Regions from separate parts of the Mus musculus genome. Here regions 2 and 3 are each linked to region 1. Evidence: chromatin loops called from intact Hi-C (ENCODE). Cell type or tissue: heart. All regions are shown on one strand. Region 1 holds the start of LOC115490435 (a long non-coding RNA gene). Region 2 holds the start of Gabarapl1 (gamma-aminobutyric acid (GABA) A receptor-associated protein-like 1). Region 3 holds the start of Fkbp4 (FK506 binding protein 4).

What was found. Hi-C counts contacts between places; a loop is a spot of excess contacts. Peaks named below come from ENCODE experiments on the same cell type or tissue, not always from the same donor. Only the 100,000 strongest peaks of a DNase experiment are listed, where the experiment ranks them.
Region 2: a loop joins it to region 1, with 4 times the contacts of the local background. A loop is called at or near these places in 14 of 42 quality-filtered maps.
Region 3: a loop joins it to region 1, with 6 times the contacts of the local background. A loop is called at or near these places in 4 of 42 quality-filtered maps.

What each region holds. Positions count from the first base shown.
Region 1 is chr6:128,842,134-128,850,133 of GRCm38, reverse strand. It overlaps BC035044 (cDNA sequence BC035044), which reads left to right. Exons shown (of 3, transcript NM_001254946.1): 3 at 1-2,090. The coding sequence ends at 52. LOC115490435 (a long non-coding RNA gene) reads left to right here and starts at 5,098. Exons shown (of 2, transcript XR_003956525.1): 1 at 5,098-7,142; 2 at 7,238-7,864. In heart, CTCF peaks have their summits at 4,658 (motif pointing right) and 6,853; DNase peaks (open chromatin) are centred at 113, 4,653, 6,273, 6,993 and 2 weaker places; H3K4me3 peaks cover 2,906 bases; H3K27ac peaks cover 1,420 bases.
Region 2 is chr6:129,528,436-129,536,435 of GRCm38, reverse strand. Gabarapl1 (gamma-aminobutyric acid (GABA) A receptor-associated protein-like 1) reads right to left here and starts at 3,244. Exons shown (of 4, transcript NM_020590.4): 1 at 2,900-3,244. The coding sequence starts at 2,989. It overlaps 1700101I11Rik (RIKEN cDNA 1700101I11 gene), which reads left to right and starts at 3,152. Exons shown (of 2, transcript NR_045270.2): 1 at 3,152-3,198; 2 at 3,494-4,489. In heart, a CTCF peak has its summit at 3,825; DNase peaks (open chromatin) are centred at 2,765, 3,245 and 3,595; H3K4me3 peaks cover 2,246 bases; H3K27ac peaks cover 1,734 bases.
Region 3 is chr6:128,434,520-128,442,519 of GRCm38, reverse strand. Fkbp4 (FK506 binding protein 4) reads left to right here and starts at 3,864. Exons shown (of 10, transcript NM_010219.4): 1 at 3,864-4,114; 2 at 5,806-5,950; 3 at 6,664-6,806; 4 at 7,648-7,768. The coding sequence starts at 4,010. Gm10069 (predicted gene 10069) reads right to left here and starts at 3,763. Exons shown (of 5, transcript NR_028593.1): 1 at 3,133-3,763; 2 at 2,824-3,005. In heart, a CTCF peak has its summit at 3,901; DNase peaks (open chromatin) are centred at 3,799, 4,389, 4,679, 6,859 and 2 weaker places; H3K4me3 peaks cover 3,228 bases; H3K27ac peaks cover 3,343 bases.

The DNA.
Region 1 (8,000 bases):
TAGAAACACAGGTCAACAATGCCAGGCAGCTTCCAGGCCAACAACACTCTAGTCTGCTGTGTGGTGCATCTCTGCTGTGCTGGCTATTTAGTCATCTGACCTCCACATTCACAGCACATGATCAGTACGGGGAAAGGCTGCACATGGAGGGCACTTTCCTCAGAGGTGACTAACAGGTCTCAAAAATAAGTTCTCTGACAACCTGCTCAGCCCACGAACCTGGGAGACTTGACACTGAGTCCAGGACTCCAGGAGACACTGAGTCAGGGCGGGAAGAAAACTCAACAGGGAGACTAGACAGACTTGGACACCGCTGGTTCTTGCCCATTGGTCCTCTCATCAGCCTCCTTCAGATGTAGACATCTCCATCAAGGAGTCTGTAGCTCAGAAGAACTATCTCTGTCCCGGCTATAGACGTCCTTGCCAGGGACGCTGCAAGATGTTTAAGAATGTTACAATTTTCTGTTCTTTAAGCTAAAGGATAAAGACCGTGGACAAAACCAGATTCTCATACTGTTTCATCAGTACAAGGTTGTTGTCTTCATTTCTTTTCCTGTTGCTGTAATAGAATACCTTCTTGGATAAAGGAGATTTAAGGAGAGAAGAGTTTATTTTAGCTCACAGTTCAAACTACAGCCTGTCAATACAGAGAAGTCAAAGCAGCAGAAGTTGGAGCAGCTGGTCACGTGGAATCCACCACGAGGAAGAAGAATGGACTCGTGTCCAGTTTGCTTTCTCCATTTATACACTCGAGAGTCCATAAGGAATGGTTCAGCCCACAGTTAAGATGGCTCCTTCAACATTTTCAGAAACTCAGGTTACTCTAAAGGATGACCCCTCACAAGTATGCCCAGAGGCATGTACCATGGGTGGCTCTATAAAGTGTGTCAAGTTGCTAATTAACACTAATCATCACAGTTTTGTTCCTTAAAAGATTCAAAAGAATTATAATGAGCAAACATTCTGATATATTAACACTGTGTTGTTCTGGGCTCTGAAATGCTTTGTGCAAGTATTAAAATATTAATGCTATTTAAAAACAGATTTTGATGTTAGCTTGTTGCTGGTTTTTCCTCTGCACTGTGTTAATAAGACTTCATCTCTGATTATCTGGAAGAAGTTTAAAGCAGAAAGCATTTCTCTGTGCTCTATTTCAGAAGTTTTAGTCCCGGTATATTATTTCTAGGCCTACGGAGATGCAGAACTCAATGTCAGGGAACACGTGAGAGAGCAGAGCTCCCCTTCTAACAGGGGTAATTGGGAGACCACAGAGGAACCACAGGTAAGGCAGACACCTCCAGTATCTTCCAGCAGGTAGGCTTCATCTCAGAACGTTGCCCTCCCCTCACTATTGTGAGGCTGTACATTATGAAGCCATGTGTGGATCAACCCATTGGCAGAGACTGAGCCCTCTTGATCCAATCACCTCTCTCACTCTCACAGCATCCATCCTGTGTAGACCAAGTGTCCCACACTCAGCCTCTGCAGGGCCCTTGACATCTGACCATAACAGAGGTGACAGAGGAATATTGTCACATGCTCATGAATCCAGGCATGGCATGTGACTACTGAAGTCAACTCAACTATTAAGAGTACCTTACTGCTGGGTGTTTTAAGAACCAGGATGTAATTTCCCTTATTCTCGTTATCACAGCAGACAACATGGCCAAAGCTACCTTGTGCCTGTGGATCGTAGAATGAAATAGAGGCAAAACAAATTCTCCTAGCAACCTCAGTGGGCACACTGTGAATTCCTGTATATTTGAAAGGAAGTCTCCAGTTCTCTCCCACCAATCAGTCTGTCTGTCTGTCTGTCTGTGTATAAGCATGCATGCTTTCTGTGTCAGTCTCAGATCCTCACTTCTCATGCAAGCACTCTAGCCCCCTGAGAAACAACTTGAGATCTTCCATCTCCACATTTCCCATCTCTGTCTGAAATGACTCCAGCCCTGCTATGTTCCTTGATTGAAGACTTGAAGAAACTAGGGTGAGAGTAGCCAGCTCAGCTATCCCACACTTCTGACCTGCAGGCTCTTGTATAAAATGATAGTTGTTAATAAATCACTAAATTTTTGAGTAATTTCTTTAACTGAAAAAAAAAAAAAGGCCAAACAGAACTATCAAGAATGAACTATATAACAGAGGAAAATGTGGAACGTGTTTGGGAATGAGGATTTCAGCATGAATTATGGGATCAAACTCTGGCAGACTGGCTTGCAAAGCCAACGTCTTGGGTAGCTAAGCCACCTCCTAACCCTCTTTTTTATTTGTGCTGAATTCAGTATTTTGTTAAGGATTAAGTTTTTCCCCACTTAGTGTATGTGTGTGTTTCTCTCTCTCTGTGTGTGTGTGTGTGTGTGTGTGTGTGTGTGTACATATATAAATATATGTGTGTTTTTACATATATACTAATACCTGTGTATATATTTAAATATGTATGTATATATCCTGAATGATGTTCTGCAGTTCCCATGCCATTTTGATGAGTGAATTTTCAGTGGAGGGGTGGGAATGATGGAGGAACTAAGTTGTGCATAGGCTATGGAGCGAGGCTGAACCATTTTGACGTCCAAGGCCTGCACATGGCCGGTAATGTCACCACCCTAGGCCAGGTTGATGTCTGTGGTCCTTGCTGTCGCTGGGGGCCATGTCTGGGTCCATGGTCCTGCTGCAATGTCCATGGCCCCCCCAAGGCCCTTGTTACCACTGAAGGCCATGTTGATGTCTGCAGGCTGAGCTGCCTCAGAGGACCGTGATAGGGCCCATGACCCTTACTGCCACTGGAGACCATGCTGAGTCTGTGGCACATGCTGACACCGCAGGCCAGGTGGGTATCATGATCCGTGCTTTCAGCAGATACCATGTGGAGGTTCTTGATCGGTGCTTCTGCTGACTGTAATGGACAAGGAAGCTTCTTCTGCAGAGGTATTGATGACTACAGACTCACGGTTGAGAAAGAGGGACATAGAAAGCTTTGGTGGCAATCCCTAACCTCCACCCCCACACCCTCCCAACCCCCAAAAGTAGCAGTCTAGACAGGAAACCATTTAAGAGAACTTTTAACAGCTGTGATAAGAATACTGAAATGTAGCTCTCCACAACTAGATGGTAAGCAGAGACAGTGGGGAAGGGGAAGGACTCACTCTTCCTTAAGGGACTGGCCACCAAGAGTTTGACTATACTCCAGTGACTATACACACACAACACAAATGGAGAGGAGAGGCCACAATGGTGGGGGACAAGATGGGGAAACCTGGGAGGACTGGGAAGTAAGGATGATCAGGGTATGTGAAATTCCCAATGAAAATTTATGTTTTAAAAGTGGAAACAAATAAAAATGAAGTGCAAGAAACAAATGAAAAAAAGTTTTCCCCACTAACAACACCTCTATGTGAAGAATTTCCTATAATGTAATAAAAAAATCGAGGCCAGGTTATACACATATGTATACATATAAACATACATATATATATATATATGATATTTGATTCTCATTTTTTTCACCTTTGAATAAGAATTTGTTAATTATATAAAATAATGAGTTCCTTATGATGTGGTCATGGGTGCACACAACATGTTCTGACGACACTTACTATCACCCTGGCTTCTTTGCCCCCCCACCCCCCTCCCCTATTTCTCTTCACAAATAGCCCATCTTCTACTGTGGTTAAAAGAGGTTTGTTTTGTTTGTGGTTTTGAAGGACGATCCAAAAAAAGTGGACTCCTGGCTTGGTCTCTGGCATAGAGCTCAAGCAGACAGCATCCTAGGGAAAGAAGCACGTGAGAGGGGAAGAACACATAGCAAGACAGGAAACTAGAGCCAGGAGGGGAAGCGGAAGAAAGGACCTCCTACCAGGTCCCACCCACTACCTCCATCTCTCACCCCATAGCATGAATACCTGAGAATCAAGGGTGCAAATTAGGCATATCCAAGCATATCCGATTTTCTTTGACACTGCAACAGGACAGTGTTGTTCAAAAGTTCAAACTTGGGCTGGTGAGATGGCTCAGTGGGTAAGAGCACCCGACTGCTCTTCCGAAGGTCAGGAGTTCAAATCCCAGCAACCACATGGTGGCTCACAACCATCCGTAACGAGATCTGGCGCCCTCTTCTGGAGTGTCTGAAGACAGCTTCAGTGTACTTACATATAATAAATAAATCTTTAAAAAAAAAAAAAAAAAAGTTCAAACTTCAGGCTGCATAATATGTTACAAAAAAAAAAAAAAGTCACACACACACAAATACACACACGCGCGCACCACAATCTCATCATATTATAAGCAAGTATTAGGTTGGGATGCAAACTAAAGTATCCCAGAGCATACAAGACCCAAGGGATGTGCTGTAAGGTCTCGGACCTGTATTTATTCACCCATGTTGACTCAACAGGATCCACAACAGGCTAATGGCAGAAGCAGCAAGTGGGCTTACACACTGAGTGGCCTGAGCAGAGTGCAGGGCATTCTTTACCCTTAAGAAGGAAGAAACTTTTAGCGTTGGTCTCTAGTATGCCGTCCAGAAGGAGGAAGATCTTGAAACTGCAGGGTTGCATGAACCACTAACAGCTTTGGCCCCTATCAACCAGCAGCGGAAGCACAGCTGCTGGCTGCCTGCTCACTACATGTTGGATTTTAGCAAAGTCATGGGGAGGCTTGACCACTAGGGGACAGCACTGAGCTCCTGGCTCATAGGGGACCTTGGTCAGCCAGCCCAGAAACACAATGGCCACCATAGCCAGGAAGGCTTGTCCTCCCAGCTGAACAGTGAGAGTCCTCAGCAAAAGAGCCCAGGAAACAAGGAAGGTGTTGGGAAAACCTGTGTCCTCGTGCTTTAGAGGGGTTCAGGATTTTATAGAAGCCCACAGTTGAGAGGCGTTAGACTTTTAAAGAGACAGCAGACTTTTACATAGAACTTAGACCCTTAAAGTGCTAAATAAATAAATAAATAAATAAAACAAAACAAAAAATAAAACAAAAAAATTAAGACTGTGGGGCTTTTAAAGTTATACTATGTTTTGTATTGTGGTATTAATCATTACATTACATTACATCTTGGAGACAAACAAGAAAGGAAAAAAAAGGCTTATTAATGTTGTGTTTATGTATCAAGTTGACAAGGGGTTAATTTTGCTGGTCAATTTTTTTGTCACCTTAACACAAGCTTGGATTAGCTGGGGGCGGGGGAAGGGGATATCAATTGAGAAAATTCCTCCATTAGAATGGGCTGTAGGCCTGCCTGCCAGGGTACTTTCTCGATTGTTAATAAATGGGATGGCGGCGGGGTAGACTAGCATATTGGGTAAGGTTTTACCCCAGGGCTGCTGATCATGGAAAGTATAAGAAAGGACACTGAGAAGAAAGTCACGTGCAGGGAGATTGAAAGCAGCATTCTGCCAGGGCCTCCTTTCTCCTGAGTTCCTGCCTCACTGTTCCTGCCCTCAGTTCCCTTAGTGATGGAGTGTGATTAAGACATGTAAGCAAATGAGCCCTTTCCTGCCCCAACTTGTATTTGGTCCTGGTGTTTTATCTGCCCTATAGAAAGCAAACTAAGTCAAGGAAGGTTCAGGAAATGACAACAAATATTTTCAAAAGGAGGGAAAGAGGAGGAGGAGGAAGAGAAGGAAATAGAGATTCCAGAGTGGCCACAGCAGCAATGGGGGAGAAAGAAAATGTGTTAGATGAAAGAGGTCACATCTTGCTAAGCGAATAGGGCTGACGCCAGAGCACAAATCCGCGGGTCCGGTTGTGTGCAGGTTGTGGAGCAGCGGGGATGTGGGAGTGCAGATGTCTTTGGTTGGGTGTTCTCTGTGAGCCCACACAGTGAGGCCTGAAGTTGATGTCAAAATCATCACCAGGCAGAAGAGAGAGAGAGTGCAGAGCAGCCAGAGAAAAGTGTGGCTCTGTGCCTGTGAACGTCTGTGCAGAATTGAAACTTTCAGTTCAGTTCATTGAAATTCAAGGCGTTTCAGAGAATTTCAGGGCAGGTAAATTGATAAGGTTGGACGCTGAGAATTAAATCTGAATTAAAGTTTTATCAGTGAGGAATAGATTCTTTTTTGTTTGTTTGTTTTCGTTTTTTGTTTTGTTTAACATAGCGTTTTTTTGTACTTAGCGGTAGTCAGTGTGCCCCGCTATGGTATCAGATAAAAAAAGAAAAGGTGAACTGTGAACCAGCTCTCTCAGGGCCTTAGCCTTTAAAGGCTGAGCCATCCCTCCGGCCCCGCCCCGCTTCCTATTCTTTCTCTTAAGTAGCGACCTGGGCGTTGCGCAACCACTTCTCTGTTGAGTGCATTCTTGTTCTCAATACTAAACAACTCTCATTTGTTTTCCTTGTGCACAAAACCAAACACTCGAGGAGAAAAGAAAAAAACCCGAACTCTTTGCAGCGAGCATTTTGCTCTGAACAGTGGCTAATGACTCATTGTGGTGCAGGGCTAGAGAAAAGAAACCTAAGGGGCACGAGAGAGCTGAGCAGGCGGGTTGTAGAGATGAGAGAGAACCTGTAGGGAAGAGAAGGGTGTGGAGTGCGGCGTGGGCAGGCGTGAGGGTCGGGCGTGTGCGTGGATAAAGGTTTGTAAGCAGCAGTGTGGAGCGGGAGCTGGTGGGGCTGAAGAAGGCGATCCGGTTGGGGTGCGGGTAGCCGATCAGATTTCAGGGGGAAGAAACATAAGAAGAGGCCTTGTGGAGGTTGAAAGTTTGTTTGGGGGCGCAGTATAACCGTGGATTTGTGGTTTTGTTGAAAATGGGAGAGAAAAAAAGCGTGTAGACCAGGCTGTCCTCGAACTCCAGATCCTCCTGCCTCTGCCTCCTTCAGCAAATCCTACCGGCCTGCGCCACCAGAACCGGCGGTAGAGAGCTTGAAAATCGTTCTATTGAAGCGTCTTCTTAGTGACGCACGCTAACTGGTATTTAGCGGAAGGATCTCTGTAACCGTGGAGCCAATAGCACTCCGTCTGTCCCACGCTCTCCACCGGCTTTACACAAACTCTCCGCTGAGCTCTCGCACTCTTCGGGCCTCACGCCCGCCGCCCTCACCGAACCACACCCGCAACAATCCCGGAAGGTCTTTCCCGCCCCACGTCCCCCGCGGGCCACGCCGGGTAACACAGTCCCGGCACCGCAAGGCGACTGCGCGCTCAGCCGTAAGTCTCCGCTGCCCAGCGCCCTGCCCCGCAGCCCGCGCGTGGATGAGTCTGTACTCGCTATTCCTCTACCTTTTCGCCCTCCACATTCACAGCGGAAGATCCGTGACTGCAAGGAGGCTGCACACGGAGGCCACCCTCCTCAGGGATGACTGACACGTCTCAAAACTCAATCCTCCCGCATCCTGCTGGGAGCACTTGGAAGCTTGCCCCTGGTTTTTGTCCACGTGCGGGACTCCAGGAAAGATCGGACCAGCGTGTGAAGAAAACTCGACATGAAAATAAAATAGTGCGTGGACATCTCTGATTCTTGCCCACTGGTCCCCCGATCACCAGAACGTTCACCTTCAGTCGTAGACAACCCCTTCAAGGTGCCCACCAGCTCGGGAGGACCGCCTCACCCTCAGCTTTAACAGTCCTTGCCCAGGGTGCGTTCCCCTGGATAGCCACCCATCTGTACATGGCTGTAGCAAAATGTTAAAGAATGTTAGCAAGTTTCCTTCCACCCAAGGGTAGAGAGTGTGGACAAAAATCCAGTTCTTGTATTGTTTCATAGCCAGCCCAAGGTTCTCAGTTAACACTTGCCATCGCTGATTTGTTACCTAAAGGGGGGTAGGAGGGGATGTATTAAGCATACATTCTGAAAAATTAACCATGTATCGTTCTGAATTTCGGCAATGCTTTGTGAAAGCATTAAAATGCTAGTGCTGTTCAAAAATGGATTCGCATGCTTGTTTCTCTGCAGTGCCTGGTATTTTTCATCTCTTTGAATAATACTGAAGATGTTTAAGCGCGAAGCACTTCTTTCGATTCAATATCAGAAGTTTTAGTCCTGATAAGTTCTTTCTGGGCTCACGG
Region 2 (8,000 bases), 690 kb before region 1:
GTAACCGTGTTAGAATTTTAAGGGACTTTCAATGTCGACATTAAGTTTTTTCATAACACTTTTAAAGATTCTGCATTTTGTAACAAAGAAAAAGACACAAAATCTTCGGTGATGTTTACAGAGTGGCTCAGAGAACAGAAAATATCTGACAAGAATATTAACATTAGATTCTTTGTTTTGAAAATCTCATCTTAGAGATAAGAAATGGGAAATACACAAAAGCAAAGAAGCAGAAACAACACTGGACAAGTATCCCTAGAAGCTGAGTGTCTGTCAGTGTGTTTCCGACCTTTTCGAGCTTCTTCATCAAGCCACATACCTGTCCACCCCCAGATACCATACAAACAAGTACAAGAAAATGCTTGGGTAGACAGACGTGAATCCAAAGCTTCAAGGGAAATAGAAAAGAACTTGAAAAGAAATAGACCAAAAAAGAGGAAGGAAAGAGGCAGGTTACAAACAGAGCACAGGAAACAGGGAGCCCTGGTATTCACCACAGGAACTCTTGAGTCCTGGAACTCCAACCAAAAGGAGAGGGGACTTGTTTTCTGCATCTGTCGCAGTGGCTCATACACCATAGGGATGTTTACAAATGTTTAAAAATAGTATGTCCTACAGTTCCTGCTGTTACAGGTCTCCAACACACGGTTATCTCAAGATCCCATGATCCCTTCTCCCAAGGCCCACGCACACCTCTTAAGAGGCCAAGCTTAAGTTGTGAGTCAGACTGCCTTAGAAACTTAGCGGCTTTCCTGTAAATACCTGAACATAGGAAGATTCGGCCCTGTGACCAAGGCAGGAGAACTCCTGTTATAATCCAGTCATGGAGAAGACACCAGGCAAAGGGTTCCAATTTTAGTGTTGCCCCCACTCCCACCCCCACACAAATCTCAGCAGGGTTCTATGTCACAACCAGATGAGAGGTTGAGAACCTCTCAGATTGGGAGGTACCATCTGGGTGTGAAATCCAGGGATCCATGAGATCTAAGCGAAGGTGTCTTGGCTTACAAATCATCACTGAAGTAAAACATTCAGCATCAAGTCACAAACAGGAGAATACAGAGAAACTGCAATATTGTGGGTGAGTGCTGTACACAACTGAATGCGAGGGGGCTCTGTCTTGAGGAAGGACGGAGGTTTTAGCTGAATTTGGAAACAGTTGCAGGTCACAGCTCGGATTTCTGTTAAAGTTCTGAATAATGGGGGTAGGTGTTCACTTAAGTTTCCTGGCTGGCACCAACTACCACCTGAACTCCAGATGGCAGCAGGTGTTAACCTACTTCTAGGGCTCAACCTTACAAGGCGTTCATCTAACTGTACTACAAACTGGAAAACAAAAACAAAAACAAAACTCTGGAAGCCCAAGGGCTCTGGAAGCCCTGAAGCATGACAGCCAGGGCTGGAATTCTCCTCCACCAGTCAGCAATGTCAAACCTGTGGGTGGTGACTTCACTGCCCTGTGCTTCAGAGCATGTCTCTAGCACAGGGATTTTAATGCTGTGACGAGAGTCGGTGAGTACACAGACAAGGCATTCAGAGTGCTGCCAGCTGTGTGGTCCATGTGTAATTTTAAAATATTAAGTGGGGCTGACAAACTGAGAGAAATTTTGAAAGCAATCCTCCACAGTCCTGAGCTCAAGGAAATAACATGTGAAGGACTGTGTAGTAGGAAGGCATGACTGGAGTGTGCCCAGCCGTTCTGGAAGAGCCATGTATATGTAATTTCTGGAGAATGGTGGAATAGTTAGCTCTCTTCTTCCTCATAGAAAATGGGGCTGAGGGTAGAAAATGGGGCTGAGGGTAGAAAATGGGGCTGAGGGCTTTCTCTTGCTGGACCTCCGTTTCTTCTGGTAGCCCTGGCTGAGATAAAGAATAAGGAAGAAGTCCCTCCCCCCTATTACTTATGCATCAAAAAAAAAAATTATCAGGTTAGCACAGCTCTTTTACCCTTCAAAGTTAGAGGAACGCCAACCTAATATAACATCATTGCCTGTACAAATAAAGAGAACGATTTTTTAAAGTCCCTGGTCCTCTATCCACCATATTTAAAAGCGATGTCATCCTTTGCTTCCAATTCTGCTGCGCAGCCTTCAAAAGAGGAGGAAAAAAAAAAAGGCAAGTGGGCGGGGGAGGGGGTAAAGTGGAAAACACCCGGATGCTGAAGACTCCCTTAGTATTTTTCTCCCCACTGCATGAACTAGGTATTAGCTGCTTAAATCGGGGTATAATTAATGGAGGAAACGGTTCTCAGTACTGGTTCTTGAGATCCAAGAGCCCACCCACCTATCACAGTGCAGAGCACGGACCTTCTTTTTCCACACATGGCCCAGGAGACAATAATGAGGTGGAGGCAGGCATGACCTTGTTTGAGGGCCCGCCTGGTGAAGCCCCTCACCCCACCCCACCCCCAATTCTAAAAAAAAAAAAAAAAAAAAAACGCAGGTCAGAATCTAGGGGCTTCTCGAGTTTTTCCTCCTACGCTCAAGGAAATGGGAAGGAGACTCGTTTTCATGGAGAACCAATTGAGCAGACATGGATGGGCACAAGGCTCATCTCACCTGCTGCTACAGGGTTGGGACGCGTTTTTCTATAGCATATCCTATCTGCGGCCCCCAACCAGTCGCCCCCGCACACACAGGCCTCGCCACGCGCACATCCCAACCTCCATGGGTGCTGAATCCTGCTGACTCACCCACCACGCGCACGCTGCGCTTTCGAGATGCCAAAAGTGGCTACAGGCCCTGGGGATACAAGCTTGTCAAAGCCGGTCAAGAATACTTGATTCCGATGACCCTCCTGTGCCAGGGCCACCCGCCATCGCCAGGCTACCTCGGTAGCTCCAGGGCAACCAGCTCCCAAACTCCTCAAGCTTGCCTTCTCCCTCCCCGCCCCCACTCACCGGCACCCGGTCCGGGTATTTCTTCCTAATCTTTTCACCTTCCTTTTTCCGATACTCGAAGGGGTGGTCCTCCTTATACTGGAACTTCATGATGGACCTCAGGATGTAGGGGCTCCCCGGACGGGGCCTGCTGCGCGCGCTGATGACTGCGTCTCGCGTCTGGCCACCCCCAGTCAATGTCAGCCTTATCACAATCGCTCCACCCGCGTCAGCTCCCACGCGCCAGTCGCCGCACTACGTGGCTAAACGTCCAGAGAAGGACCTGGAGATCTCGCGGCCTGAAGGTAAAGGACCACCAGGTAAAGAAATAGGGTGGCTTTTCCCAAGAGCTGGAAACACAAAAACACCAGGGCGGTGCTGTGACATCACGACGCCCCACCCCCGCTCCGCCCCCGGCGCTAAGGACCTGCTGGATCCGGGTGGACAGAAGCTTTGTTTATTTGTGTATCTTCTTTTCACCCAAGCTTTTCCTAAACCACTCCATCGAAACGCAAAAATCATGTAGTCGGGTTTTTATTTTTGAGGATTGATATTAAAGGTAATTTGTTAATTCAAAGAATGCTCTAACAAATGTCGTCTTCCCTCCCCTTCAAGTTTCTTGTTTGATGCCCAAAACAAACACAGAGGAAGAAAATCCAGCTGTTTCCAGAGCAATGGAATCAGGAGTCTGGAGTTGGAAAAGTGCCAGGCGTCACGAGATTTGTAGCCCGGGCTGAAATGTCCTGTGCTTGCATTTTGACCTTTGCCTGGCACCCACGACTGGCCTGCCTTCTCTGCCCCAACTCCTCCTTCTGACTGGTGTCCTTATGTTTGGATCTGTGCTAGAATTGGTTCTGAGACAACATAAACAGAGCATGACTCATGGATTTGAAGAAGTGTAAGGGTGAAGAACATGAAGTCATCAAGGTTAGAAGAAGCGATGCCAGCGATGAACACCAGGCTTCACTCACGTTCAAGGAGAGATGAATCCATTCATTTTATAAGGTTCACCCAGAAGCATGGTTGTTGAGTTCTTGAAAATACAGAGGTCAAATCATTTAGGTGTCTATGTTTCCCCAACAATACTTTGCTCTGGGGTGGGTATCACCTGTAGGGTAGTTGTCCTGATGAAAAGGCCTTATTGGGCACCAAAAGCTCTGACTGGCATGCTGGTGGAAGACCCTCAATAGTATAGAGAGAGTCAGCCCAGGCCCCTCTGACATACCGGGTTTCCATCTTAAGACTCTTTGGATGCGGGGTCACCCTTCTGATTCTACTGGCAGTAACTCCAGACCTATATCTTGGGAACATCGGAGATAAAGTTCAAGGATGCTTTGTGCTGTGAAAATAAAATGACTACTAAGTGGTACCAGGCAAGCAGCCCTGTTGCCTGATTTTATGTACATGACTTAGTGATATGGTTATAAAATATGGGCAAAATAAAGTGAACTGAATTTAACTGGCAAAACAAGAACATGAAATACATAGCCCACTTCTTGGTTTTCTCCTGGTAATCTTTCTTACATATGAAGACAAATGAATTGGTATATAATATTGTTGTATTTATTTATTGTTGTTTTTATTTTCAAATTAAAAATAGTTTAATACCCAGCTACTCATTTTACCCTTGACCCAAATACAATTAAGTCTTTCAGAAGAAATTTTACAACCAGTTGAGACAGATCTGGGATGAAAATGGTAATAGTGTTGTTTTCTGAGTAACCTTCAGGTTTGTTTTTTTGTTGTTGTTGTTTTGTTTTTTTTTTTTATAGATGTACAGTCTCAGCTAGTTGAAGGGCAGTTCTTCAGTCCACTGAAAATGTATGCAGTACATGAAAATTTAAAGATGAAATGTTGGTTAATCAGCTCTTAGGATTTTTAAAATGCTAGTCGTTTACATTAGAATGCAAAATGTATTGGGAGCTGGAGAATGGTTCAGTGGTTAAGAACACTGACTGCTCTACTAGAGGACCAGGGTTTGATTTCCAACTCCCACATGACAGCTCAGGAGTATCTGTAACTCCAGTTTCAGGGGACCTAATACCCTCTCTGACCTCTACTACGTTACTGCATGTCCGTGGTGCACATACATACATATAGGCAGAACCCCCACACAAATAAAATAAAAATAAGTCATATTAAAATACAAAATGTATCTATTTTCACAATTTTACTATTGATTCTCAGAAGGTTCTTTAAAATGTTGTACACAGGTACATTTATAAACTAACAATCAGATAAAAAAAAAAACCTTTTAAGTTGCTTTCTTCAACCATACAAAGGGCAGTTTTAAAAGGACCACATTTTCTCATATAGCCACATCAAATGTTTCTTGTACTGTTGTAATTTTTAAGATTGGATCTCTTTGGTTTTTTTATGCATATCAGTAATGGAGAAGATTTCAGAGTAGTACAAGACAAGCAATATGCCCCTGCTCCAGGTGTCTTCTTCCTTCTGGGAAGTAAACTGCACTTTACCTCTGCCGTCATGTCAACCACCACAATGCATCTTAAAATTATCAGTACCTCCCCAATTAGGTAATTCTTCCTAGAGTTTATACCCAGTGTTCTATGCCTCTTAAAACACAGCTCATCATTTTCCCCAGTCATTAGGATTTGGAACTGAATATGAAGTTGTTTTGTTTCTTCTATTTATTTATTTATTTATTTTTTTTTTTTTTTTTTTTTTTTTTTTTTTTTTTGAGACAGGGTTTCTCTGTGTAGTCCTGGCTGTCCTGGAACTCACTTTGTAGACCAGGCTGGCCTCGAACTCGGAAATCCACCTGCCTCTGCCTCCCGAGTGCTGGGATTAAAGGCGTGCGCCACCACCGCCCGGCTGTTTCTTCTATTTATAATTTCTACTATTATATATAAGTCAATGAATAAAAGCCAGAATTAGAGTATTGACCTGGTTGTAACTAGACATAATTTACTAACAAACATCAGAAAACTTAACTTGTTCAGCTTGAACTTTTAAAAAGAAGTTTTTTGTTTTGTATTGTTTGGTTAATTTTTAAGTAAATGGCTACCTACAAAACAAATACCAAAGATCATCTGACTGAGACTGGTTGATTCCTGTGCCAGGAACCTTTCATGACCCTAAAGTCTCCTTCCTGGGTACAGTGAATTGAGCTCTCTCCAGCTAACAAGTTAAGCACCAGGAGGTGACAGCTTCAGCTTCATTGTTTTAAACACAGTTCTGCTTAGATTCAGGACAGTATCTCAGTACAGGAGAGTTGTTAAAGACTCATGAATGTGCTTTAAAGCCACCATTTTTATTCTCACCCACTCCTAATGGTGTTCAGTCTTGTTTTTATCACTATGGGTAGAGCAAAGAGGGTTATAAGTGCCAAAATAAATGTATTAACATGAGTTTTCACAGTGTCACAATGTCATATCCCTTCACTTCTGTCCAGCTGTCAGCCTGTTGTAGTCTTTGGAAGAAAGTCCAATTCCTTAGGAATGAAGTTGAATTATTAAACAGTGACCATAGTTTAATTCTCTTCTCTTCCATAGACGGGTTTCAGATTTTGCTCCAAGCTAACTATTACAGTTTAGATGACATATTCTCACATGCTCAGGAGCACTTTGCTCACAGCTGGTATTGCTGTCTTGGGATGCTGGAGAGGATCCTGAAAGTTAGGAGAGGGGGCCCAGGGGAAGGATCTATGCAGCCTCTTTTTCATAAGGGTACTTATCCCTTATCCCTTATCTTAAAAAGACTTTGCCCTCAGGACTTGGTCAATTCCCAAAGGATTCACCTCTCGATACCATGATCTTGGTGAATGGCAGCAGGGGCTAGGGAGTTAATCAGTAAATAGATTTGGAAGGACCAGAGCAAATAGCAATGTTGTTTTAGTCTCAGGTAGACACTAGATGAGGAAGACAGACACCACCTAAAACAATAATGAAGACATGGATAAAGAGAGATTTTTAAGAGAGTCTTGATGGTACTGGGGATCTTGATTTCAAGTAGCACCCCTACTGGAGAAGCTGTCCTTCACAGGCCAAAATGATCTCTGCCCATAGAAAAAGCCTCAGTCAGACCAGACTGATCGATCCTCAGACTAGTGGAACCTTTACTCTCCAATGGCATGGATACCCCAGGGAACAGCACACCTTTGCCTTAATTGCCCCAGAGCAACCACAAACCACCTCAGCAGTGAGAATAGACTGGAAACAGCCTGGCAGAAATGAAGCTGGTTTTAGTCTCTCTATCTATCAGACTATTGAAACAATTATTCCCCCAAATGAAAATTTCCCTAGGAATTTCATGCTGAGAGAAAGAAGAGGCACTGACTAGAATTTGTAAGATAGATTTCAAACAGTTCCAACAACTTGTTTCATGACCTTCCTCCCATGAGACTGAAACCAAGATAATGACGGTGGTGTGGAGGGCCACACATCAACTGAGTCTCAGGAGATGTACATATCTTGGCCCTCAATTTAAACTTTGATCTTACTTCAGGACTCTGAAGACCCAATTTGAGGGGTTTGCTGGAGCTCTTAGTCCCTCTTTCCCAAAGTAGCCACTTTGAATAAATCTCTTTTCTCTTCTTTCCACTATTGACTTAGCTCTTTTAATTGGCTGTTGAGGATGGGCTGCCAGACCTGACTTGAGACAAAAGTTGTGACCCCAAGTTTGATAATAAAATGGCATCCGTGGAGGAACAAAGACACACTTCAGGGTGCTGGTCACTCACAGCTGGCCCCAAAGAGGAGGAATGGGCATTGCCTGTAGTCACTGAGGTAATTTCCTCCAGGGACATTTTCCTCTTCCCACTTCAACCCAGGTTGCTTTTATCTCCACTTAGTGAAACCGAGAATCTACTTCAGACCCTGTTTAGGATTTTCAAGAAAATCTGACCCTTGGTAAGTATCCTCCTGATCAGTGAACTTTGGGCTTTTCCTTCCTGTTTGCCTTTGGACTCTTCTGAGCAGTTTAGGGTTCTTTAGGGGATTGCCATCTGGTGATTGGCTCTATCTTTAGGTATTCTTCTGTTGAAATGTACCAGAGTATTGTTGACACAGTGATGGTGGCTAAGGCAGCATCCTTCCCCCTTGCACAGAAAAAGACAGGTATTCTACTGAGATACTGTCCATGGGTCCCTCTCTAACAGACA
Region 3 (8,000 bases), 410 kb after region 1:
CCTTTAATCCCAGCCCTGGGGAGGCAGAGGCAAGTGGGTCTCTGTGAGTTCGATGCCAGACTGGTCTACAGAGTGAGCTACAGGACAGCCGACAGCCAGGACTACATAGCGAGACCCTGTCTTGAGGTGGAGGTGTCTTAGGGGGTGGGGGTGGGGGTGGGGGTGGGGGGATGGACTCATCCACTGAGAGCACTGTGCAGTGCAAACCTGATGTCCTGCGTTCTCTCTCTAGAGTCCATGTCAAGGTGGAAGGTAAGAGCTGACTCCACAAAGTTGTTTTCTGACTGCCAGTCATGCTGTGGAACATCCATGCTGAAACAGGTACACGCACACACACGCGCACACACACACTCCAACCATACAGTACCATAACAGAAAATACGTTCTTTTAGGTAGAAAGGGCTAGAGAAGAATACCATATACATATGGGTGCACACTTACTGGCACAGTGACAGTATTATTTAAATGAGGAGGGTGGAGGAGGAGGAGACCACGAGACCTCCTAAGGAGTGCACATGAGGAAGGTTCAGGCTGGCCATTCCTCCAGAAGACCTGGGTTCAATTCCCAGCTTTACATGATAGTACACTGATCTAATGCCACCCTGGAGGATCCAGTGCCCTCTCTAGGCCTCATGGGCACTGTACGCACACAGTGCTCAGACAAACATACAGGCAAAAAACCCATACATGTAAAAAGGTTAGGGAAAAAAAAAAAACTTAAATTTTTTTCAAGAAAAAAAAAAGGGACATACACGACCAGGAAAAATTCCAGATGCACATAGCCCTGCCCTGAGGTTCCAGACCTCAGTCCCTGTCTGTTGGCCTCCATCCACAGCTGCATCGCTGAGGGAAAGCCCTCTCACTGGAGACCTGTCCTCATGTCCTTGCAGGATACCTTCCCTCTTAGTGCATTGCTCCATGCTCCTTCTGCAGTGCTCCATGCCCTTACTGCAGTGCTCCATGTTCCTACTGTAGTGCTCCATGCCCTTACTGCAGTGCTCCATGTTCCTACTGTAGTGCTCCATGCTCCTACTGCAGTGCTCCATGCCCTTACTGCAGTGCTCCATGCCCTTACTGCAGTGCTCCATGTTCCTACTGCAGTACTCCATGCTCCTACTGCAGTGCTCCATGCCCTTACTGCAGTGCTCCATGCCCTTACTGCAGTGCTCCATGTTCCTACTGCAGTGCTCCATGCCCTTACTACAGTGCTCCATGCCCTTACTGCAGTGCTCCATGTTCCTTCTGCAGTACTCCATGCTCCTACTGCAGTGCTCCATGCCCTTACTGCAGTGCTCCATGTTCCTACTGCAGTGCTCCATGCCCTTACTACAGTGCTCCATGCCCTTACTGCAGTGCTCCATGTTCCTTCTGCAGTACTCCATGCTCCTACTGCAGTGCTCCATGCCCTTACTGCAGTGCTCCATGCCCTTACTGCAGTGCTCCATGTTCCTTCTGCAGTACTCCATGCCCTTACTGCAGTGCTCCATGTTCCTACTGTAGTGCTCCATGCCCTTACTGCAGTGCTCCATGTTCCTTCTGCAGTACTCCATGCTCCTACTGCAGTGCTCCATGCCCTTACTGCAGTGCTCCATGCCCTTACTGCAGTGCTCCATGTTCCTACTGCAGTGCTCCATGCCCTTACTACAGTGCTCCATGCTCCTACTGCAGTGCTCCATGCTCCTTCTGCAGTGCTCCATGCCCTTACTGCAGTGCTCCATGTTCCTACTGTAGTGCTCCATGCTCCTACTGCAGTGCTCCATGCCCTTACTACAGTGCTCCATGCCCTTACTGCAGTGTTTCATGCTCACCGCCATCCCCACACACATCACATTATAGCAGTGGCCATCACCTATCCACTTACCACTGGAAGCCAAGTGCTGCACTAGACACACCGGAACATTCCCTCCTTTGTAACCACTGGGTCACCCTATTGACAGGACTCACAGACAAAACCTGCCCCAGTTTTGACAGCTATACTGCAAGGTGAGCCAACCCTTTGCTTATTGCTAACCAATAAGAGCTGTCTATCATAACCTTAGGTAACTTTGTGCCCGCAGTCTGCAGGCACTGAGTGCTGGTGCTGAGTGCTCCACTGGGAGGTGCTCATGAGATCAAAGGAGTTAGGCCTCCAACAATGCTGTTCTCAGGGAAGAGACACAAACTCACTGCTAATACTTTCTCCATCACAACTTGCTGTGCCAGATAACACCCAAAGACCATAATCAGCAGGTACCTATGTGAGCACCAGAAAGATAAGTACCATGTGCAAGGCAGTGGTATACAAAGGCTCCATTCACTACCAAGAGCCTTCACTACCAGAGTAGCCACACACACACCCCACATATTCTCTGGCAGTGTCTCTAGCCACCTAACAAATCAGACCATGGTTAAACTCATGAGACTATAAATTGCTGGAAAGAGTAGCTTACTTCTACAACCCATTTGTTTGGTTCCATCAGAAGGGACTACAATAAAATACCTAATATACTTAAACCATCATAATAAGGGTTATTATTATTTCACTTCTTTGGGAGGGATAATAGGGCACAAGTGTGGATGTCAAAAGACAACTTTGAAGGGGTTTTCTCAATACTGTGGGTGTTAGGGATAAAACCCAGGTCTAAAGACTTTCAAAAGCACCAACATCCACTGAGCCATCTCGCAGGCACCATATAATAACTAGCTTATTGCCTACTTAAACGCCATCACTTGCGTTGGACCACGAACAGCACCATGCTGGGCACACAGAGACAAAAAGTTCATTACACTGGAATGAAAACTCGCAAAGCCAATAATACAATAGGCAGGTCTGATAGCACTCACCAGGCTGTATAACTGGGTACTAAACTGCTGGGCAGAGTCAGGACCTCTCCAGACAGATCTTCCATCAAGCCAGCACTGTTCCGGTAATCAGAACTTCATGGTTTTAGCCACACAGACTCAGAACTCCACAGGCATCTCATAGGAGCAGCGAGCAGGTTGAGAAAACCTTCCTTCCTATTCACCTTTAGTAAAGAGGGGGAAGGGGGAAAAAATTTTTTTTTCGCGTGAGCTGAAACCATTTTGTGTGCCAGTACTAACCAAAAAAGGCTGATTAGTATGGTGGGAGAAAAGGAATTTTAACACACGTACCTCCACTTACAAGTCTATGGCTCTTATAAATCTGCTCATGGCATTTTTGCGGTGGGCCTGCCAGGCTGCAGGGAGGGCAAAGTTGTGTCCGATCTGTGCACCTGGGCTGAAACTGTCCCTACGGGGCCCACACTTTCAATCCCTCGACCTCTCTTTCCCACACTGCTCAGGTGCCCACGCCTGGAACCATGGGCATCTGTGGCACAATCACGGGAGGCCGATCTTTGCCACTTCACATCTGACTGCCTGTCTCCAGCTATTCCGCTGTGGGCCTGGGTGAGCAGGGCCGGCCACGAGGCAGGCCCGGACTTGGGAGGCTCGCCACTTGGAGTCCTGAGGATAGAGAAGGATCTGGAAAAATCGCTTAGACGCGGGCAGAGGGGTGGGGTAAGGGTGGGGGTGGGGCGGAACGACATAGGGAAGATTGTGATCCCAGAGGTCCTGGTGTAGGAGGAGGGCACTCCTAGGGGCCATCAACCAGAAAAGCAAATCTTAACAAAAACGACACAAACAAACAAAAAAACCAAACCACTCCAGTACCCTCAGTCCAAGAGCCTCAACCCGTTTAACCGCTTCTCTAGAAAGTTCTCCGCTCCCGCCCCTTTGCAGCCCGCTCGTGCCGCTCCTCCCTGCCCCGCCCCCGAGGCGGAGGGGACCAATTGCAGGCCGGGCCGCGCCAGGCCCGCCCCTCGGCGTCACCCCACTCGGCCGCCGCCGGCGAGCGCGCGGATAGCCGGGTGCGCGAGCCTGGAGCGCGGTTCGAGGTGGGCAGCGCCGCCTTCCGCCGCACGCCGCCCCGTCGCTCACTCCGGTCGGCGGCCAGAGTGCCGTGCTCGCGCTTGCCACACTCTCGCAGCCAACGGTGCGCCCAGCGGCCATGACCGCCGAGGAGATGAAGGCGGCGGAGAACGGGGCGCAGTCGGCGCCCCTGCCTCTCGAAGGAGTGGACATCAGCCCCAAACAGGACGAGGGCGTGCTCAAGGTGAGGGGCCGCGGAGTCCTCGGCTGCAGGCTCATGGGCCTTGGGGGTACCGCGGCCGGAGGATGGGGGGGATTCGTCTTCCCTGCGCAGGCTGCAGCCCTGAAAACGGCACGGCGGCTGCACGCTCCGGAGGGTGCGGCCCGGGTCCGGGAAGAAGCCCCCACTGCAACGCCAACTCGATCCGGCTGCACTGTGCGGCTGAGAGGGGCGGAGCGGAGCGCGAGAGCCGCTGCCAGGGGGCCCGGGCGGGGTGCACGAGGCTCGGGCGCGCCGAGGGACTCAGGCCTCGCCTCCCGGGAACCCCTCGGCCGCAGCGTGCGCCGTCCACCTGGACGAAGGTGCGCCAGGGCTCGCCCACTTGAAAGTTAAACATTAGCTAGGACCTGAAACGGCTCCCGGGAGCAGGTTCCTGGCCCAAAGCCCTTTGTGCCTTTCTGCGCCCCTTTTGCAATCGCCGAGATCCAGCGAGGTCACGGGCTCGGCCATGCTGTGCCCCCTTTCTCGGCCCGGGGAGAGCGAGAGCGATGCATGCCGGGACCTGTAGTTCCTCGCCTGCCCCTCCTGAGTCTTTCTGAGTTGGGGGGTACTGGGTGCTGGCCATGGGGGGAGGTGCATTGCCTTAGAGCCAGCGGCTCACTAATCGCCTGACTGCAAATAGCCCGAGGAGCGAGGGGGAGGGCGCCCTGACCCGGGTCGGGACAATGGACGCCGTTTCAGAGCAGGTTCTGCCAGCAGTCCAGGACGGTGAAATCCTAACCTGCATTGCATGTCTCCCTGCATCCATTGTTTCTCCTCCGTGAGTCCCATTGCTCAGTTTCTAGTGTGTGTGGCTTGTGCAAACCAGAGACCTTAGGGAGCCTCGTTGGTCCAGAAATGCTCCTGGCTTTTTACCTCAACTCTTGCTGCTCCCCGTGAACATGTGGCCCTTTCTCCTTTGCGCTAGGTTCTGATTCCCAGACGGGGTCTGTTCCTCTTTTATCCTCCATTCCTTCGCGGGGCCCTGTACATTCTTATCAAGGAAGCCTTAGAGGATGGGTTCCATATCTACCTATTGGCTCTCCTATGGGGTCACCATATATAAGAATGTTAAGCAGAAATAGACGCCTGCCTATACACGCAGGAGAGATAAAGGACTCCTTGGCTTGCCAGACAGGTAGTTTCCCTTCCCACATGTAGTTTCCAGCGCCTGATACAGAGCCTTTGTGCTCGGCTGTAATCTGGTCCTTCCTTTTTCCCAGTTTTGAGGGGATCTTTTTCTTTTCATTACTCCTGTTCCTTTCTATTCAAACCAGACCCTGATCTGGTGATCCACTACTTTCTATCAGGTTTTTGTTTTTATTTTTGTTTTCCCCCAAACACCTCTGGAGGATAGGGGTTGTCCTCAATGCCTGACCGATAAGTTCTGGATAGTTTAGCAACTTGTCCAAAACCATAGACAAAACTTGAACCCAAATTATATGCAGTTCTCTAAAGCAAGACCTGGAGGGAGATGGCTAGGGAGGTTAGTTGAATCTAAGCTAATCACTGGTATCCATCATTTGAAGACTAAGCTCTCGGACCTGCTGAAAAGAAGCAGGGGGCAGTGGGTGCAGCCGAGTCCATCCAGTATGTGTCTTTGGGGGGCTTATGGGCAGTTGGGGCCCTTCTGCCCACATCCTTAGGTACTCACCTTCTCTTCCCCTCCCCCCCAGGTCATCAAGAGAGAGGGTACAGGCACAGAGACACCCATGATCGGGGACCGAGTCTTTGTCCACTACACTGGCTGGCTGCTAGATGGCACAAAGTTTGACTCCAGTCTGGACCGCAAGGACAAATTCTCCTTTGACCTGGGAAAAGGTAGGCTTGGTTAGTGGGTTGGCAGGATAGATAGGCTCCGAAGTTGATAGCAGCTGTCACAAGAAAAAGTGACGTTCCCAGCCAAGCTGGAGCTGGGCTCAGCACTGCTTACCTATGTTTCCAGCGACCAGAGATTGAGGCAAGCCTTGAGCCAGTAGTAGTTCAAGCCAGCCTTGGCAAAAAAGCACAAACTAGCCCTCACAAAAGAAAAGGCCACCAGAAGGAAGCTTAAGAAGGAATGGCCACAGCCGGGCGTGGTGGCGCACGCCTTTAATCCCAGCACTCGGGAGGCAGAGGCAGGCGGATTTCTGAGTTCCGAGGTCAGCCTGGTCTACAGAGTGAGTTCCAGGACAGCCAGGGCTATAGAGAGAAACCCTTCCTCGAAAAAAAAAAAAACAAAAAACAAAACAAAACAAGAAGGAATGGCCAAGAACCCATATGTTACCCATCCTGTGTTTCCTTCTCCTCTTGTGGGACAGACCAGTTCCTCCTTAACCGCCTCATCGATCCAGCGCTTCCCTTGCTTCTTGAACTGTGTTGCAGGGTTGAGAGATCTTTTAATGTCCTAAGAACAACACCGCCCTGCTTGTCCCCTGGTCCTCTTTCTAGAGGTGTTCAGATTCTGCTTGGGTGTAGTGCAGTGTCTATCTTTGGGGACACTGAGCCTAGAGTGACGCCCCTGCTAAGTGGGTCTTCTTTTCCTCTATCTACAGGGGAGGTCATCAAGGCTTGGGATATTGCTGTGGCAACCATGAAAGTGGGGGAAGTGTGCCACATCACCTGCAAGCCAGAATATGCCTATGGCGCAGCAGGCAGCCCTCCGAAGATCCCCCCCAACGCCACACTTGTATTTGAGGTGAGTGCTGGCCACAGATCTCTGGGCAGAGAGCCAGTCCTTATCTCACCCCAGCGCTTGGCTGCCCTCCAGCCCTTCCTGTCTCTTGAAGACAATGTAGCCAAGCCTGAGGGCCTAGCTTTAGTAGGAGGTAAGGTGGAAAGGTTAACTGGCTCTGCTGCCACCAGAGTGACCAGGAATAGAGGCTTCGGGTTAGAAGAGGGATTCCAGCTGCCCCTCTCAAATAGGGGTGACTAGTACTTTATCCGCTGAAGGGGGTCTGGGGTCAGGAATCGTCTGGGTTGTAAGGTGCAATGTAACATATTGGCATCCTGGAGCTCAGGAGGGAGAGATACCTTCCTATATGTCAGTGGTTGAGGCAGAACCCACTGAGGGAAAGAACTAAGGCTGTTGCGTCTGAAAGCAGAAAGCCAATCAGTGGGCATAGGGAGACTATTCACAAGGCCATTGAGATGGTAGGTCACTTCTGATGCCTGCCTAATGAAACAATCTTGTGTCCTTGTTAAATGGAACAGGATGATAGGAAGCTCGTCTTTCTGAAGCCAAGTAAAATCTATGTATCCTTCTTGCTAGATAAGGTCTGGCCTTTACTGGTGACTTTTCTGAGTGGAAAAGAGGCAGTTTCAACTGTTAAGTTGGTATAGCGGGCGGTGGTGGCGCACGCCTTTACTCCCAGCACTCGGGAGGCAGAGGCAGGCAGATTTCTGAGTTCGAGGCCAGCCTGGTCTACAGTGTGAGTTCCAGGACAGCCAGGGCTACACAGAGAAACCCTGTCTCAAAACAAACAAACAAAAAAAGTTGATGCAGAAGGGAGTTGGTTACCTTATGTCTCATCGCGCAGGTGGAGCTGTTTGAGTTCAAAGGAGAAGATCTTACAGAAGAAGAAGATGGCGGGATCATCCGCAGAATACGGACTCGGGGTGAAGGCTATGCCAGGCCCAATGATGGTGCTATGGTGGAAGGTGAGAAAGTATAGTCTGGTGTGGGAAGAAAAATCTAGAGTTGCCTTTGATTCCTGGCTCAGAGACTTTTAACGGCCTTGGGTAGTGTGGACCAAGTCACTTCCTTTCTATAAGCCTTTTGTCCCATCCTGAAAATGAGGAGTTAGACCACACAGCCTTAGCATCCTTAGTCTGAGCCACAGTGGTTATCTTGGGTCTAAGCCATGGGGTGGAGATGTGAGGAGCTGTGGCA